2 separate regions of the Homo sapiens genome follow, and region 2 is linked to region 1. A link is an interaction called in ENCODE POLR2A ChIA-PET data of the cell type or tissue named here. Cell type or tissue: MCF 10A. All regions are shown on one strand. Each heading gives the region's core, and the rest is flanking DNA. Links, peaks and the distances in the headings are about the cores only. Region 1 overlaps LOC105377877 (a long non-coding RNA gene). Region 2 overlaps LOC105377876 (a long non-coding RNA gene).

What was found. Peaks named below come from ENCODE experiments on the same cell type or tissue, not always from the same donor. Only the 100,000 strongest peaks of a DNase experiment are listed, where the experiment ranks them.
Region 2: POLR2A ChIA-PET joins it to region 1 with 8 read pairs; 2 of 35 experiments call an interaction of 5 or more read pairs at or near these places.

The regions. Positions count from the first base shown.
Region 1 is chr6:82,814,956-82,823,308 of GRCh38, forward strand. It overlaps LOC105377877 (a long non-coding RNA gene), which reads right to left. Exons shown (of 3, transcript XR_007059665.1): 3 at 4,455-4,595. Among named protein-coding and RNA genes, the nearest start is that of UBE3D, 250 kb to the right of the region's middle. In MCF 10A, for the core only: no CTCF peak of the experiment used is centred there; a DNase peak (open chromatin) is centred at 3,976.
Region 2 is chr6:82,656,736-82,665,088 of GRCh38, forward strand. The region is part of intron 5 of LOC105377876 (a long non-coding RNA gene); the gene reads right to left. Among named protein-coding and RNA genes, the nearest start is that of TPBG, 300 kb to the left of the region's middle. In MCF 10A, for the core only: no CTCF peak of the experiment used is centred there; no DNase peak of the experiment used is centred there.

The DNA of each region.
Region 1 (8,353 bases), core at 120-8,119:
GTGACTAGAATCATCATGCTGGAATTGTGCAGCTTATTAATTCTCCTTAACTTTGCATGATGATACTTAATAGGTCTATTCTAATTCTTTCCTACATTTATATTGTTAGAGGATAAAAGGGAAGAAAAATCTTTTAAAGAACAAACACATAGGCTTGATTTGGCATCCCATATTCAATGGTCCTTTAAGACAATATACTTCAGTTAGCTTTTCCAAACAAGTATCATCCAAAAGGTTAACATAGGATAGATGTTAGATAAATAATGGACCTAAAGATCCAGGGATGACATTTTCTCAAGCTGGAAACAATCTGAGCAACATGAAATTAAAGAGCCCGCATAGCAAAGACAATCCTAAGCAAAAAGAACAAAGCTGGAGGCATCACACTACCTGACTTCAAACTATACTACAAGGCTACAGTAACCAAAACAGCATGATACTGGCACCAAAACAGATATACAGACCAATGAAACAGAACAGAGGCCTCAGAAATAACACCACACATCTACAACCATCTGATCTTTGACAAACCTGACAAAAACAAGAAATGGGGAAAGGATTCCCTATTTAATAAATGGTGTTGGGAAAACTGGTGAGCCATATGCAGAAAGCTGAAACTGGATCCCTTCCTTACACCTTATACAAAAATTAATGCAAGATGGATTAAAGATTTAAACATAAGACCTAAAACCATAAAAACCCTAGAAGAAAGCCTGGGCAATACCATTCAGGACATAGGCATGGGCAAAGACTTCATGACTATAATACCAAAAGCAATGGCAACGAAAGCCAATATTGACAAATAGGACCTAATTAAACTAAAGACCTTCTGCACAGCAAAAGAAACTATCATGAGAGTGAACAGGCAATCTACAGAATGGGAGAACATTTTTGCAATCTATCCATCTGACAAAAGGTTAATACCAAGAATCTGGAAAGAACTTAAACAAATTTACAAGAAAAAAACAACCCCATCGAAAGGTGGGTGAAGGATATGAATAGACACTTCTCAAAAGAAGACATTTATGCAGCCAACAAATATATGAAAAGAAAAGCTTATCATCACTGGTCATTAGAGAAATGCAAATCAAAATCACAACAAGATAACATCTCACGCCAGTTAGAATAGTGATCATTAAAAAGTCAGGAAACAACAGATGCTGGAGAGGATGTGGAGAAATAGGAACGCTTTTACACTGTTGGTGGGAGCATAAATTAGTTCAACCATTGTGGAAGACAATGTGGCGATTCCTCAAGGATCTAGAACTAGAAATACCATTTGACCCAGCAATCCCATTGCTAGGTATATACCCAAAGTATTATAAATCATTCTACTATAAAGACACATGGACACATATGTTTATTGTGGCATTGTTCACAATAGCAAAGACTTGGAACCAACCCAAATGCCCAACAATGATAGACTGGATAAAGAAAATGAGGCACACATACACCATGGAATACTATGCAGCCATGAAAAAGGATGAATTCATGTCCTTTGCAGGGACATGGATGAAGCTGGAAACCATCATTCTCAGCAAACTAACACAAGAACAGAAAACCAAATACCACATGTTCTCACTCATAAGTGGGAATTGAACAATGAGAACACATGGATATGGAGGCAGGGGCATCACACACTGGGGCCTGTCAGGGGTGGGGGGCTGGGAGAGGGATAGCTTTAGAAGAAATACCTAATGTAGATGACAGGTTGATGGGTGCAGCAAACCACCATGGCACTTGTATACCTATGTAACAAACCTGCACATTCTGCACATGTACCCCAGAATTTAAAGTAGAATATATATATTATATATATATATTCCCTTTATATATATATTATATATATATATTCCCTTTATATATATATATTATATATATTCCCTTTATATATATTATATATATATATTCCCTTTATATATATATTATATAGATATATATTCCCTTTATATATATATTATATATATATTCCCTTTATATATATATTATATATATTCCCTTTATATATATATTATATATATTCCCTTTATATATATTATATATATTCCCTTTATATATATAATATATATATATTCCCTTTACATATATATTATATATATATTCCCTTTATATATATATAATATATATATATATTCCCTTTATAATTACCTTGAGACTTCATGTAATTGATCTAATTACACCCCCTATGTGAAGCATTCACATTGCCTTTTTATGATCGAAACCTAAACTTTAATATGTTCTTCATGAATCATTGATGGCAGGCCCAAACTGAAACCCAGAAGAACTGCTGAGCTAAGAAATCTTCAACTCTGTCAGCTAATTCAGCAAAAAGAATTTACAACAAAGAATCCTTAAGGATGTGTGTGACTTGTCTGGTGCAGCATTTTCAGGACTAGGAGGAATCACACATCTCGAGGATCCACCCAGAATTCCTCAGGAGTTATATTTATCATCACAAATGGTCCTGCTAAAACACTGAAGACAGATGACTTGTAGCATAGTATTTTGTGATCTGTATTGAACAATCCATTTGATCAGAGATCTAAACTCAGAATTAGAATTGCTGTAAATCTTTAATAATCACTAGAACCCTTCCTACCATTTATGATATGCTCTGTTTCAGATACCGAGCCCAATTAAATTGACATTAATGTCACCATTTTACAGATATCTGAAAATCAATGAAGTTAAATAACTTGCAACAGGTCACGCAGCTAAAAATTAGAAAGAGACCAAATGGAAGAGTGTGAAGTGAGGTGTAAGTGGAAAGAAGGACTAATATATAAAAGGTGTCATATGGATAATAAACATTTTATTCTTTATTCTGAGAACAATGTGATGCTACTGGAAGATTTTTAGAAAAAAAGAATGAGATGACATAGAATAGATGTGGATACGTCACTTGAGGGGCAAATGTAGTGGTCCAGATAAAAGTAGATAGTAGCTTGGACAAGAATGATGCTGGTGGAAAGGTTAAAAACAGGAACATTTGAGAGATATTCAGTATGATCACATTGACAGGAGTTGGTGATATATTGGATATGAAGAGTAAGGGAGAAGTCAGCATCAAGAACAACTCATGGGTTTCTGGCTAATAGAAATAGACCGATGAGAATATCCTTTACTGAGATAAAGAGTACTGAGTGATGCACGGCAAAATTCTAAGTTCTGGGTGGGACATGTTGAGTTTAAGATATGCTTGAGATATCAAGAGAAGTCAGTGGACAGTTGGACATAGGGGATTGAATTTAGATGGGAGGTCTTAAATGAAAATATACCTTTGTCAGTCATCTGGGCATCCATGGTAATTGAAATATAGTTTGGGCTGAGATTTCTTAGGGGAGGAATATAGCATAAGGAAAAACGGGGGGTGGGGAGCAAGGACTATGCTTTGAGGAAGATGGGCACGCATGAAGGACGCAGAAGAACTGGTCAGAAAATTTAAAATAATAAAAAAGTGTACAAGAAAAGTTGAGAGAAGAAATTATCTCAAATAGAAGGGTGTGGTTATCAGAGTCAGATCAGGTAATTGAGCTCTGACATTATTCATTGAATTCAGCTACATTGAAGACATTGGTGATGTTCACAAACAGTATTTTGGTAGATTGTTGAGGGCATAAGTTAGATTGCAATGGATTTGAGAGGAGTAAAAAAAAATGGAGACAATGATTATAGACAACTCAAGAAATGTGGTTGTGAATAGGGAGAGGAGAAATAGGACAAAAACTTAGGAGGGTTATGTGAGGTTCAGGAATTTATTTTATCTAAGAGAGATTTAAACAAGTATAAGTGTGCATAGAAATGATCCATACTCATGGTGGAGGTGAAGACTGTGATCCACATGCCAAAGTCATTAATAAATGGACACCCAGAGGCTGCCAGATGACATAAACCAGGAAATAAAAAGAATGATAGAGCTGAATGGCATGAGTTTCAAAATATTTTTTTCTTATAGAAGAGTAAGAGAGTGCTAAGTTGGAAGAAGCAAAGATAACAACAGTTTGTTTCATCACCAACCGCAGGTTTGGCACGAGTAGTAAAAGAATAAATAGCACTGCTTTGAGAGAGCTATAAGAAACGTCCTGTCCTCAGAAGATGGGCTGGTTTCAGCAAAGGCAAGAAGGACTTGGGAAAATTGAGAAGAGGTTAGGATACAAGGGCCTCTGTCTATTAGACTGTGAGATCCTGGAGATCAAGGATTCTGCCATATTGATGAGGTAGTTTAGACCTATGGTTCTCAAAGCTTTAGAGTGTATCAGAATCACTTGCAGGGCCTGCTAAAACACAGATCACTGTGTCCCACCCTCAGTTTCTGATTTACTAGACTTCAGGTGAGCTCAAAAATATGCATATCTAACAAATTCCCAGGAGATGCTGATGCTGCTGTCTGGGAATCACATTTTGAGAACTCCTGGGATAATCTATGCTGTGTGATAACAAACCCTGAAATCCCATTGGCTTAATAAAATAAAAGTTTATTTTCGCTTATTTGAAGTGTAACTGAGTAGCTCTCCAGGGCAGTCCTCTTCTGAGCAGAAATCCAGGAATCCAGGTTGCTCCTCCCTTGTAGTAATGCCATCTGGAACTTGTGGCCTCTAAGGTCAAAAGGCAAGGGAAGAGAGACATGGAGAGTCACTTGAGATGTTTTCAGCAGTCAGTTCTGGAAATGGTTTATTATCTCTGCTCAGCTCCCATTGATGAGAACTTAGTCTCATGGTTCAAACATTCCTGCAAGGGAGACTGGGTGTAAATGTAAAGGAGAGAACATGAATGTTTTGTGAACATTAATCATCTCTGTCAGGGCATCTTCTGTCTCTAACTTCAGCAGAGGGAATGATACCAGTTAAGATCAAGAGGTCAATGTATATTGCCTGGTTCAATAAATGGAATAGAATTTAATAGTTATTTACTAAAACCTGGGTTTTAGCTTTCCTTCAGACAAAGCACCCCTTACAACTAACTGCTATTACCTATTCATATCCCCAACACACACACACACACACAAATCATGGCCTCCTCTGAGTTATCTTTTCTCACCTTGCCAGGCTCAACTTTTCATTGCTACATTTGGGACATTCATAGATTGAAGTGATATGCACATGCTGAAATGGAAAAGGAAATTATACTGATTAAAAAAGCAAGGCTATTTCAAGTTCACTCCCCTTTGCTATGAATTCAAACCTTTGAAGTAGAGTATTGGGTTCAACAAGCAGCCTTATTTTTGAGAAGGCTATACCCTTGGGATGCTCCACTTCCCGTATTACCTTCAAGGTCTTTATTATATTCTAGGGCTGGAGATGGCCGAGTGACAGGAGAGCTGACAGTTCTATTAGCCATAGAGGGAGGACAGGTCAATCAAGACTTCTCACATCTCTAGGTAATAAACTGGGTTTCCAAAAGTAACCCAGATTCCAGCAGGACGGGCCGCAAAGTCTCGTTACAAGATGAAGTGGGCTCTTCAAGGGCAGCTTTTACCTCTAATATCCTCCAGCACCCACTTGAAATAGAAAGCATTAGTCTCATTTCTAACATGCTTCCTGCCAACCTCTGGTAGTACCTAGTGCAGAGTACAGAAATACAAACAAGAGAAAGACAGCAATTTTCTGGGCTCCATGGTGCCAGGAGAGCAAGCTTTATCCTCTACCACTGTGGTCTTGCAGAAAGGAAAAGATGATATGATGGGTACTTGAGGTAAACAGACATTTTGATTCCAATCCATGGAGATGAAAGAGGTAACGTTTTAATCTTATTTTCATCTCATTTTCATATTATTTTTTATCTCCAATTGAAGCACAAATCTCACAATGCTTAATAATTACTTTGTGTGACAAGTACATCTCTTTTAGGAAAAATGAGAAAACTAAGGAAAAAAATGAAAGAAATTCCAATGAGGAGTAAAAATGTACTTATTATTCAGTGTCTCAATATAATTGATATAATGGAGAAGTTTCAGCAGTTAGATGTTTTCTTAGAAATATTTTCACAGCATATCATAGATAAAAATTACATTAAAACATGTAGTACCTAGCTGCTGCTTTGAATGTTTGCATAGTACAAATATGTTTAGCCTCAAGTTTTCATGACAGAGACCAAAGGAACAAAAAGTTAGTTTCTTAATTCTTGACCTTAGTGAGATGCCTTTCAAAAGGAGGCTGAGACATTTGTAATAACTGTCACTGAATTCACTTTTCAGACATAAAACTGTGCTGAGACTTACACAAATATGATCTGCATTCAGATTTCTACGCATCTTGGGAAATGATTGGCTGAATAATATTGTATTTGTAAAATGTTATTGTGGCTTAAGAGGCAGTCCACAGGGAGGAGAAGTTGTTTCAGCATCAGTAATGAATGCCTTATTTTTTTATATGCTGCTGTAGAGATCTGAGACCCAGAGCTGTCCAGTCTCTATCAACACGCAACGCTCCACAGATCAGTGTTTATTAGGGTGCTTTTAAAGAGACAAAAATGATATTGTTCTAGGATCAATTCTGCATTCAGTCTGTAAATGCAGTCGTCCCTTGGTATCCATGGGGAATTGGTTCCAGGACCCCCCTCAAATACCAAAATCCACGGATGCTCACATCCCTTAGATAAAGTGGGGTAGTATATGCATATACCCTATGTACATCCTCCCATATACTCTAAATCATCTCTAGATTACATTTAATACATAATACAATGCCTATATATCACTTCATTCACATAGAATCAACATAGTGCTTGGCATATGGCAAATTCAAATCTCGCTTTTTGGACCTTTGTGGATTTTTTTAATATTTCAAAAATATGTAAAAGATTTGTAAAATCTGCAGTTGGTTGCATCCATGCAGTTGGATAGGAACCTGTGGATCTGGAGGGCTGACTGTATTTATTGGAGGGCTATTATGTTCAATAGAAATACTTCTACATAATTTTCTACAATACTTAACTGAATATAGAGAAAAGCAAAAGCATGAGCCTAGGAACCATATTTCAGATTTCAGAACGTAAATAGTGAGAGCAAGTTTAAGGGATAAATATATGTGAAATTGCATTGTAACTTATTCAAAACCTATGTGGTATAATGGTAGGGTTTTTTGGATTTTTCAAATGTGAGACTTAAGTTTCTGTATCACTCTATCATTTTCTATCTGTGGATCACAGAAAAATTACTTAAGCTCACTGAGCCTCAGTTTCCTTATCCGTAAAAGAAACATAATATTATTTACCTGTAGAGCTGACATGAGAATTAAATGAGATATATGAAAGAGCCTAATGTGTCATAAATGTTCAATAAATGGTAGCCATAACTGAGCTATATTATCATTCAGCCTTCTGTGAACAGGTTATATTCTATTAATATATTAATTACATATATTATATTTATATATATTTATATATATTAAATGCTGCTTATCGGCCAGGCATGGTGGCTCACACCTGTAGCCCCAGCATATTGGGAGGCTGAGGCAGGAAGAGTGCTTGAGCCCAGAAGTTGGAGACCAGCCCAGGAAACACAGTGAGTAGAGACCTCATCTCTACAAAAAATAAACAAAATTAGCTGGGCATGGTGGGACATGCCTGCAGTCTCAACTGCTTGGGAGGCTGAGGTGGGAGGATGGCTTGAGCCTGGGAAGGCAAGGCTGCAGTGAGCCAAGATCATGTCTCAAGAAAAAAAAAAAAAAGAAAAGAAATAAAAATGATTTTTATTGAAAAGGATGTGATTTCTAAAAAGAAAGCTTTGTTTATAAAAAATTTTTAAAGGATTTTTAAAAAGTTTAAATGATCATACATTTAACAGTTAACATCAAACATATATTAGCTTGTAAGTATCTATTAACCTAGAAAGTAGGTTTATGTTCCAAAGTAAATGTGGATGAAAAATAAGAGAAAATTAATTCTGATTTGCTATTTCATTATACTTTCTATTGGATGTTTGGATTTTTAAATTTCCATTGACCTTTAAACTGTTTATGTATCACAAGGCACATTTTTAAATGTTCTTTTGGACACATCCCTAGACAATTTAAAAGAAACAAGCTAATCCTGGATATCAACTACAGCACACACATTGAAGTTTACCAAACACCATGTAAGGGAAATGTGATTCCTGAGTCATAGGGTCTAAAGAATTGTAGACATGAAAGTTATTTTAAAAGTTGGTCATTTTTAATTAGCTCCTGTAACATCATTTGTCATGGTAAAGTGTGAGAGACCTGTTCATAAATATTGGAATTTGAAGGTTGCATTTATAGATAACATAGCTTCTAGGCTTTTTCTAACTGGTCAATTGTCTACAAGTCGTCTGTCACAAGGACTAGACACACATTCTTATAGCTCTCAAAAATATTCATTTCTAGAAGATCATAGT
Region 2 (8,353 bases), core at 327-8,326, 160 kb before region 1:
TTTTCCTGGAATTTCTGTCATTAAAATCACTCTGAAGCAACATAACCATAAACCTTTGACAATTTTACCTGAAAAGGATAATTACTCAAAAAGTCATTTTTACATCATGATAAATAACCTTACCAAATACATGATAGGTAAGTTTTATTAACCTAAGAAAAGGATAAATGACATATTTTTAGCTCTTCTTCTCAAATTACCACCAACAAGATGTCCCACCACATCCTCCAGGTGAACATTTTAAAATCCAAGTCATCATCTCCACCAAACCTTTCTACCCCAACCACCCACACCAACCTTCTCCACCCAATTTCTCCCTCACTAATGTTGCCATTTTTCTCTCAGTCAGTCATATAAGCTTAAAATCTTAAAGCTAACTTTGATCCCTTTTTTTTGTCTCCACTGCTCAAGATCTATGGACACACTCTAGCATATCTCTTTCTCTCTCTCTTTTAAAATTGTGATAAAATATGCATAACATAAAATTTATCATCTTAACCACTAGAAGTGTACAGTTCAATATTGTTAAGTATGTGCAACCAATCTCCAAAACTATTTTCATGTTGTGAAACTCTAGACCCTTTAAACAACCCCACATTTTGTCCTCACTCCAGCCTGTCAACCACCATTCTATGTTCTGTCTCTATGCATTTGACCATTCTATAGGTACCTCATATCAATGAAAAACACAATATTTGCCTTTTTCTGACTGGCTTATTTTGCTTAGCTTAATGTCCTCAAGGTTCCTCCAAGTTGTAGCATGTGTTAGGGTTTCCTTCCTTTTTAAGGCTGAAAAAATATTTCACTGTGTGTATACACCACATTTTGTTTATCCATTTATCTATCAATGGACAGTTGGGTTGCTTCCACCGTTGGGCTATTGTGAATAATGCTGCTGTGAACATGGGAATACAAATATTTCTTAGAAACTCTCCTTTCAGTTCTTTTGGGTATATACCAAAAAGTAGAATTGCCAAATCATATAGTAACTCTATTTTTAATTTTCTGAGGGACACCATACTATTTTCTATAGTCTACCAAGCCCTTCCCTCATTCCTTTGCCCATGACCTCTGCCTTCCCAGCCACATTAACTCCACCTGCTGAAACACTCTCACCTCTTAGAAACAATTTCACTTGGTACTGGCATTGCATAGTCAAAATGCTCCCTCCAAATTCGAATGTCTATCAGCCTATGATTCATCTTCATAGCTCTTATGCATCCATGTATGTGTCCTCGGAAACATGCATGTGCAATGTCTTCTTTGCTACAGTGAAAAGCCTTAAAGGCAGGGAAGTGAACTATTTTATTTGCTGCTAAAACTCCAGCACTCTACATTGCTAGGCATACAATAAACAGGGAAGAATTGATTATCTTTAAAGTTGAAGGCTTCATATTTTCCTAAATATGACTTCTACTCTCACTTTTGAAATTACAAACTCTTAGAATTGAATCAAGTTTATAAATGATCCTTCCAGAGATTCTCTGAGAGCTCTTTATTTGAGGCTTTAATTTTCTAGTTTGACTGTCTGTAATGATCAGATCGAAGAGATAATGGCTAAATAGCTGCTTCTCTTGGGGCAATATAGAACCAGTCATCACTGGATCTCATATTGGACTTTCTGCAATTAGCTCTCTTTCCTTTAGTTACAATCATTGTCTTCCAAATGCTGTATGCTAAGAAATAAATAATGAATATCTAATATTGTAGGAGTCTCACAGTAACAGATTCGAGGAACAGATTCAGTAGGTCTAGTATTACTATGTCAGTGAGAAATTTAAAGCTTGCCTCCTTTTTAATTGGTTTATTATTGTTTTCCTTCTCTATTGGACAGATTATAATAAAAGAATCATGACTTTTGCCAAGGAGAGATGACATAAAAATAAGTTAAGACAGGAGAGAATTCTACATGCATGGTACAATTTTAAAATAAAATTATAATACATAATAAAACACAAAATGAGTTGCAGCTGTGGTCTGAAAATCTTAAATAAGTCATCGAAGAGAAAATTGACTAATAAACAATCTCCCACACACTAACAAATCAGTGTACATATGCAAATAAAATTAACTCATGCTATAAAAGGCTAAAAAGAAATCCATAAAACATGTTGTAAGCTGCCATTTTTCCAGAATCGTTGGAGGAGAGAGGCAAAGAGTGGTCAGGTCCTGTTAAGCCTGGGTTGGGGAGGATAAGATCACGAAGTGAGGAAGAGGAAGGTGGGAGCAAAACCAGGAAGTGACAAAAGAGCATTGAACGCTTGGTTCTGAGAATTATAAGTTTTTCTGGCTGCCTTGATACATCTTACCGGGCCAGAAGCAGCATCTTAAAGAGCCAAACCATGCTGCACATGCCTATCTTTTATCTCCTATTTGTAAGCTGAGACCTGTGTATTAGATTCATGTTTGTACACACTAACAAAGAACTAGCACACCATAAAACATTTAGTGCATGCTTAAGACATTTTTAAAGAGTGAAATACTATATCTTACAGTCTATGTTAAATTATTAACTAAGATTTTTCTGTGATTTATAACCAGGGTCTTCATATATTTCACTTTACCTGGAACGTCCCAGTTAACACTACAGTCCAAGCATAGTTCTCTCTTTCACTCTCGAAAGTGCTCAGGTTTGGAAGATAAATTTCATGATGAATCAATATAGTCATCTAGTTTATGGCAGTCTGAAAGTTGATTTCTAGAATTCTCTGTCGTCAACTTGTTTACTGGCCATTGTCTCTTCCTCATCAAAACAGAATAGATTATGCAAGTTAACACTGAAAAGACTATAACTCTGGATTCCAGATAAACAAATTTAGTTATGATTCTAACATTAGCAGTTTTTTATAGAAAAATCATTTTCTAAAGTCAAAGAATATTTAAAGCAACATAACATTTTATATAATTAATTTCTTCCCAATATGAATGTATAGCAGAAATGTTAGTACCTTCAACCTTCTGGCATATCATTAAATATAGGGCAACAGCCATACTGAAAATGAATTCACTCCATATATGTGTTTATGTGTGTGTATACATATGTGTGTATTTGGGAGAATGGAAACATTTCTGATGCTCCCAGGAACATAAGAGACTTTGGGTTATGGTTGCCGTACTTGGCAATGACTTCATTGTTGGATTTGTATAAAAAGATAAATGAGGGGCAATTTTTATCTTTTGTAGAAAAATTTTTTAATTGCTTCAATGTATCTTACTATGGCTGCTTCTAGCATGTGCCATGTGGTTTGTAGGAATTAGGAAAAAGTCACCTCTTTGGATGGACCCTGTAGAAAAAGGAGTTTTCCTTTCTCCATGCTGGACCAGGGCTAGATCATAGGCTGGATTGAACCCCTTTTCACTGAGAGGGGTGGCCCTGATTGTAAAACTAATTTTTTCTACCTTACAAAATAGATACAGTCCCATAAAGACTGCCTGTGAAGGAAATCACCATATTTTACATCCTACTTTTTCACTAGAATTTTTCAAAGGTGTCCATCTAAGAGGGGGATAAAAGCACCCTTTATAATGCATGATAGTGGTAGAGGGAAGCAGGTGGATTCTATTTTAGTCTGCAGAGAAGCTTTGGAAATCTCAAAGTTTAAAGAAACGTAACAAACACTTGATAAAAATCTTAAATCTACAATTCAAATAAGTAAAAATCTATGAATTAAAAATAGCTAGAATGCTTTTATTTTGAGGATTTTATTGCCAAAGACCAAAAGATTAAAAGAACAGATCAAACTGAGCTTAAAAGTCCCTGGTTTTTAATTAAACTTCTAAAATACTAGAACATGCAAACATGCTGTTCTCTTATATGAATATCAGATAGATAATCATCATGATGACGACAACGATGAATATTAAGAACAGGGCTAGAGAGGAACAAAAACACAAATACATGAGAGGGTGAAATTCAGAATGTGGTGAAAAGCAGCAGATAAAAGAGATACAGCACAGACTCTAGAATCCACACAATTGTCACAGCCATAATGGAGCTACTTATTCACCCAAAAAAAAAAAAAAAAATCTATGGCTGAGGAGGTCCCAAAATTCTGAAAGCAAGCCTTGGTAAAAGGCATCACAAATCATTTTTCTGATTTATGACCCATGTAGGAGTCCATTTCTGAGCATCCAATACCTGAGTAAGGAAACATACTGGTAGCTCTAAATTTTACCTCAAGCTCTAATTGCAATATAAAAATAAAACTACCAGACTGGCTTTTGTATAGATGTTGCAACTGGAATGGTGCTGCGTAGACAGTATTTTTATATATTCTGAATTTATCTGTCTGTTCTTCATTTCTGCTATCACAATGGTGCCCAAATCTAAATAATATAAATGTTTAAAGTGGTATTTTTTAAATCAAAATATCTGTAGTTTCCTAGAATAAGAGAAAAGTTTCCAATTTTGATGCAACATTTTTACTGACTGACAAACCAAACAATATCCACTGCACTGACCAGTTCAGAACTGAATCCAGAGAGTGCAATTCTTAAAAATTGCTGGTTGAACTGTAAAGAAATCACATCATTAATTGTTTCTCTCATCATGGGATTTTCTCCATCTGACTTTTCTATGTACAATCAACCTGAGATTTATTGACTTAACAGTATTTTAAATAGATTTGTTAAGAAAAATAAATAGGCAGGTTGCTTATACTAGTGCTTCCCAATCTCTTTCCATTAAAGACTCTTTTTACGTTTTAATATATCTTACAGTTGACATTTACACATTTTCCACTTCCTTTAGTGTCTCATCTCTGCATTCAAGTACTTTGTTTTGAGACCTTACAGTAAGTTTAAATATAGTTTCCTTTCTCTACCTTCATGTCTGCCATTATTCAAACAATCATTGTGCCCAAATCTATTGATACATGTGCTTTTTCCCCCAAAAAATACTTCAGCTCAAATCTTGAATCTTTAAGTTAAAATTAAGCTTCTACCCCCTCAGCCCCCACAAGGCCTCAGCACCCAGTTTGGGCCCTGGTTTGGTTCCTTGCAATGTTAAAGTCACACTACAGGTAGCTTGGACCCATTCTCTGTGAAATAATTCCTGTAGTGATTGAAAAGAGCACATCCTCAGAAACATTGGTACCAAAAATATATAGGAGGTCAAGGGTGCTTTTTAAAAGACCAAGAAAGAAAAGGAATAGCACAAAAATAAAATTAAGCACTAAAATATTTCATTTAGATATCCTCTAATCTCTATGAGGGGTCTTAGAGAATAGGGCAGATGAGTTAAAATTAAAGGAAAAGGAATAGGGGTGCATGCAAAATGTTGCTCTGCGCCTGGGATCTGTAAGTGTGGCCCATCACTCCTCCTACCAGGGACCAAAGGCATCCATGTTCTGTGCTCAGAGGAGCACAGTGGCACTTCAGCTAGCAGATCCTCTGAAGCAAAATACCTTCCTAGAAAGGGACATTGCTTATTAAAACAAACAAGTAAAAAAAGTAGCATTATTTAAGAGACATATGTTGGCTTGCCTCTTTTGTATCAGGATTCTCCTTATAATATGCCACTATGAGTGTCACAACCAAAATATCACTCACAGAGTACAGAGTCAATCTTTTAAATTTAATTTTCATTGAAAATAAAGTGTATGCATTCAGTTGATAACTAAACCAAAAGCTCCTTAAAGCAAGTGTCTATGTGTTAACGATTGCTTCCTTATATACCAGATAAGTTAATGAAGGCATGAATATCCCTTTTGAAACTAGAATGATGGATACATGCTGGCTGAAAGTGAAAACAAATAATAAAATAGCACCATTCGCAAAGCACATCTCTGTGGAACCACCAGGCTAAAGATTCAACACAAGAGCTCATAGTTTTCCCATATCTGCTGCCTCAAAAGCAAATGCTCAAATTACAGAAGCTCAATCCAAGGAATCCTTCTGACAAGCAGAAATATTACCTTTGTGCTCTCCAAGATCCTATTAAAGCTACCAGAAGCAGGAAACAGTAAAAAGTTTCTGCAATAATAATGTCAGTGATGTTGATAGAGCGTTAAGGCACTTATTAGGTGTCCCTTTGGAAGAACGGGGGAAAAGATTATTAAGAATAACAACCACCAAGGATGACCAGATTCATTGGCTCCTTGTAAGTGAAAGCCCCAGGCAGTTCCTGAGCCTATTAGAAGGTCTGAGACAGACAGGCCAACAGAGGATCAATTTGTATCCAGAAGCCAATAAGTAGACAATAACATAAATGTGTGGGTTAGGTTTGCCATTTTGCTGTTCTGGGGTTTCTCGGCAAATTTGGTTCATTAGTATGAGGATGAACACTCTTTAATGAAACCAAGGTTTATTGACAAACTGTGCACAACCCGTGAAAGCATCCCTGGGAGAAAAGGCCCATTTCCTCCCCTGAAGATCCCCACAGTTATGTGATGGTTTTGTTTATTTTTCTAACCAGAAATGCTCTTTTAATAAATAAAGTGTCACTTATTATCTCCAAAAGTCACATGTTTTACAAGCAATCTGTTCTGTCTCCTTTACTAGTCTCTTAATCGAATTCTCTTTCTGTGGAGACTTTGGTATTGAACTATATTGAAAACCATTACATTTGTCTAAACATCATAGGTGATAAGATTAATTCCACTTCTAAAAGATTGCTTTGGACAGCCTAAGACATGAAACAGAACTAGAAGCATATTTAATGTCACTAACCTTAGAGACAGGGCATTCAATACAATTCATTAAGCATAATTGAAAAAGAAATCCTACAATGAAAACGTAACAAGAAACATTGTGTAAATTAACTTTTTGAAGTATATTCTTCCCTCAGTGCACATAGTCAGCTCTCATTAATTTTAATGGACATAACTTGCTCATATATCAGCTGAAGAATTTCACCTGCTTCTTGTAAAACTGGCTGCATAAAGAAAAAGGTGCCCACAAAGAAAAATGGACATTGTTGCTAAAAAGGTTGCCTAAACAATAAAGTCTAAAGTCATTATAGTTAATTAAATCTAAGTTGTTGCATAGTCTCATAAATGAGGAATTATGAAATTAAGCAAATTGTTTTTTAAAAAAAGAAAGCACCTGGGAAAATAATGTTGAGGTCAGGCCACGTGTATTGTTGACTGCTTTTCCACTCAAAATATAATTCTCCCACCAATACGAACTGTGAGTTTGAGGGTAGAGATAGTGTCTTACTCTCTGGCACTACACACAGCATCCACCTACCACCCAAAGGGTGCTCTGTAGATAGTTGAATTGAAATGGACTGACTATTCATTGTTTCCCAAATTCTCTCCAAACTTTCACACCTCTGGGCCTCAGCTCATACTGATCCCTCTGTCTAGAACATCCTCTTATATGCCCAACCCTAATCTTCAATTGCCAAATCCCCAGCCAAGCCACAAAAGCTCTATCAAATGCTAGGAAGTTTTTCCTGATACTCCCAAATGAAGATTGTTGGATCAGCATAATCTCATAATGCCGTTACATTCTTAAAACTTACTGAAGACCCCAAAGGGTTTTATTTATATTAATCATACCTATCAAAATTTAAGAAATTAAAATGGAAAAATAATTTATCTATTAATTTACTAAAATAACAATATACTCATTTCATATTGGCATAAATAACATATTTTATAAAAATAAATCCATATTTTCTCCTCAAATGTGAACAGACATATTATTTAGCAATTTTTGAATCTTTTTAATTTCTTTTTTTTTTTGGTTGAGATGATGTCTCTCTCTGTAGCCCAGTCTAGAGTGCAGTGGCACAATATGGGCTCACTGCAACCTCTGCCTCCGGGTTCAAGTGATTCTCCTGCCTCAGCCTCCCGAGTAGCTGGGATTACAAGCATGCACCGCCATGTCCAGCTAATTTTTGTATTTTTAGTAGAGACGGAGTTTCACCATGTTGGCCAGGCTGGTCTCTTAACTCCTGACCTCAAGTGATCTGCCTGCCTCAGCCTCCCAAAGTGCTGGGATTACAGGCATAAGCCACTGCACCCGGTCAGATCTCTTTAATTTCTGGCTTAAAACAGAACACTAGATTCTCATATCCATTTCTGCACTCGATATGTTGCAATAAATTGTTGGGTTGAAACATTTGAAGAAAAACTGGCCCACATGACATGTAGTTGGAAAAGAAAGGAGTATTTTCAGTTAGCTGTGGGTGTTCTTGATATTACATCGAAATTCTACAAATGGTAGTTTCTTACATATTAGTTGCAATATGAAATCTGAAACAATATTAATGAACTTTGTATATTTTGTTACATTATATTATTGTTCTATTTTATATTTTGAATAAATGTTTTTACCTATGCATGGTTCATATTATGCATCTGAATTTTTTGAAACACTTCAGATGATTCCAATGTGCAGCCATATT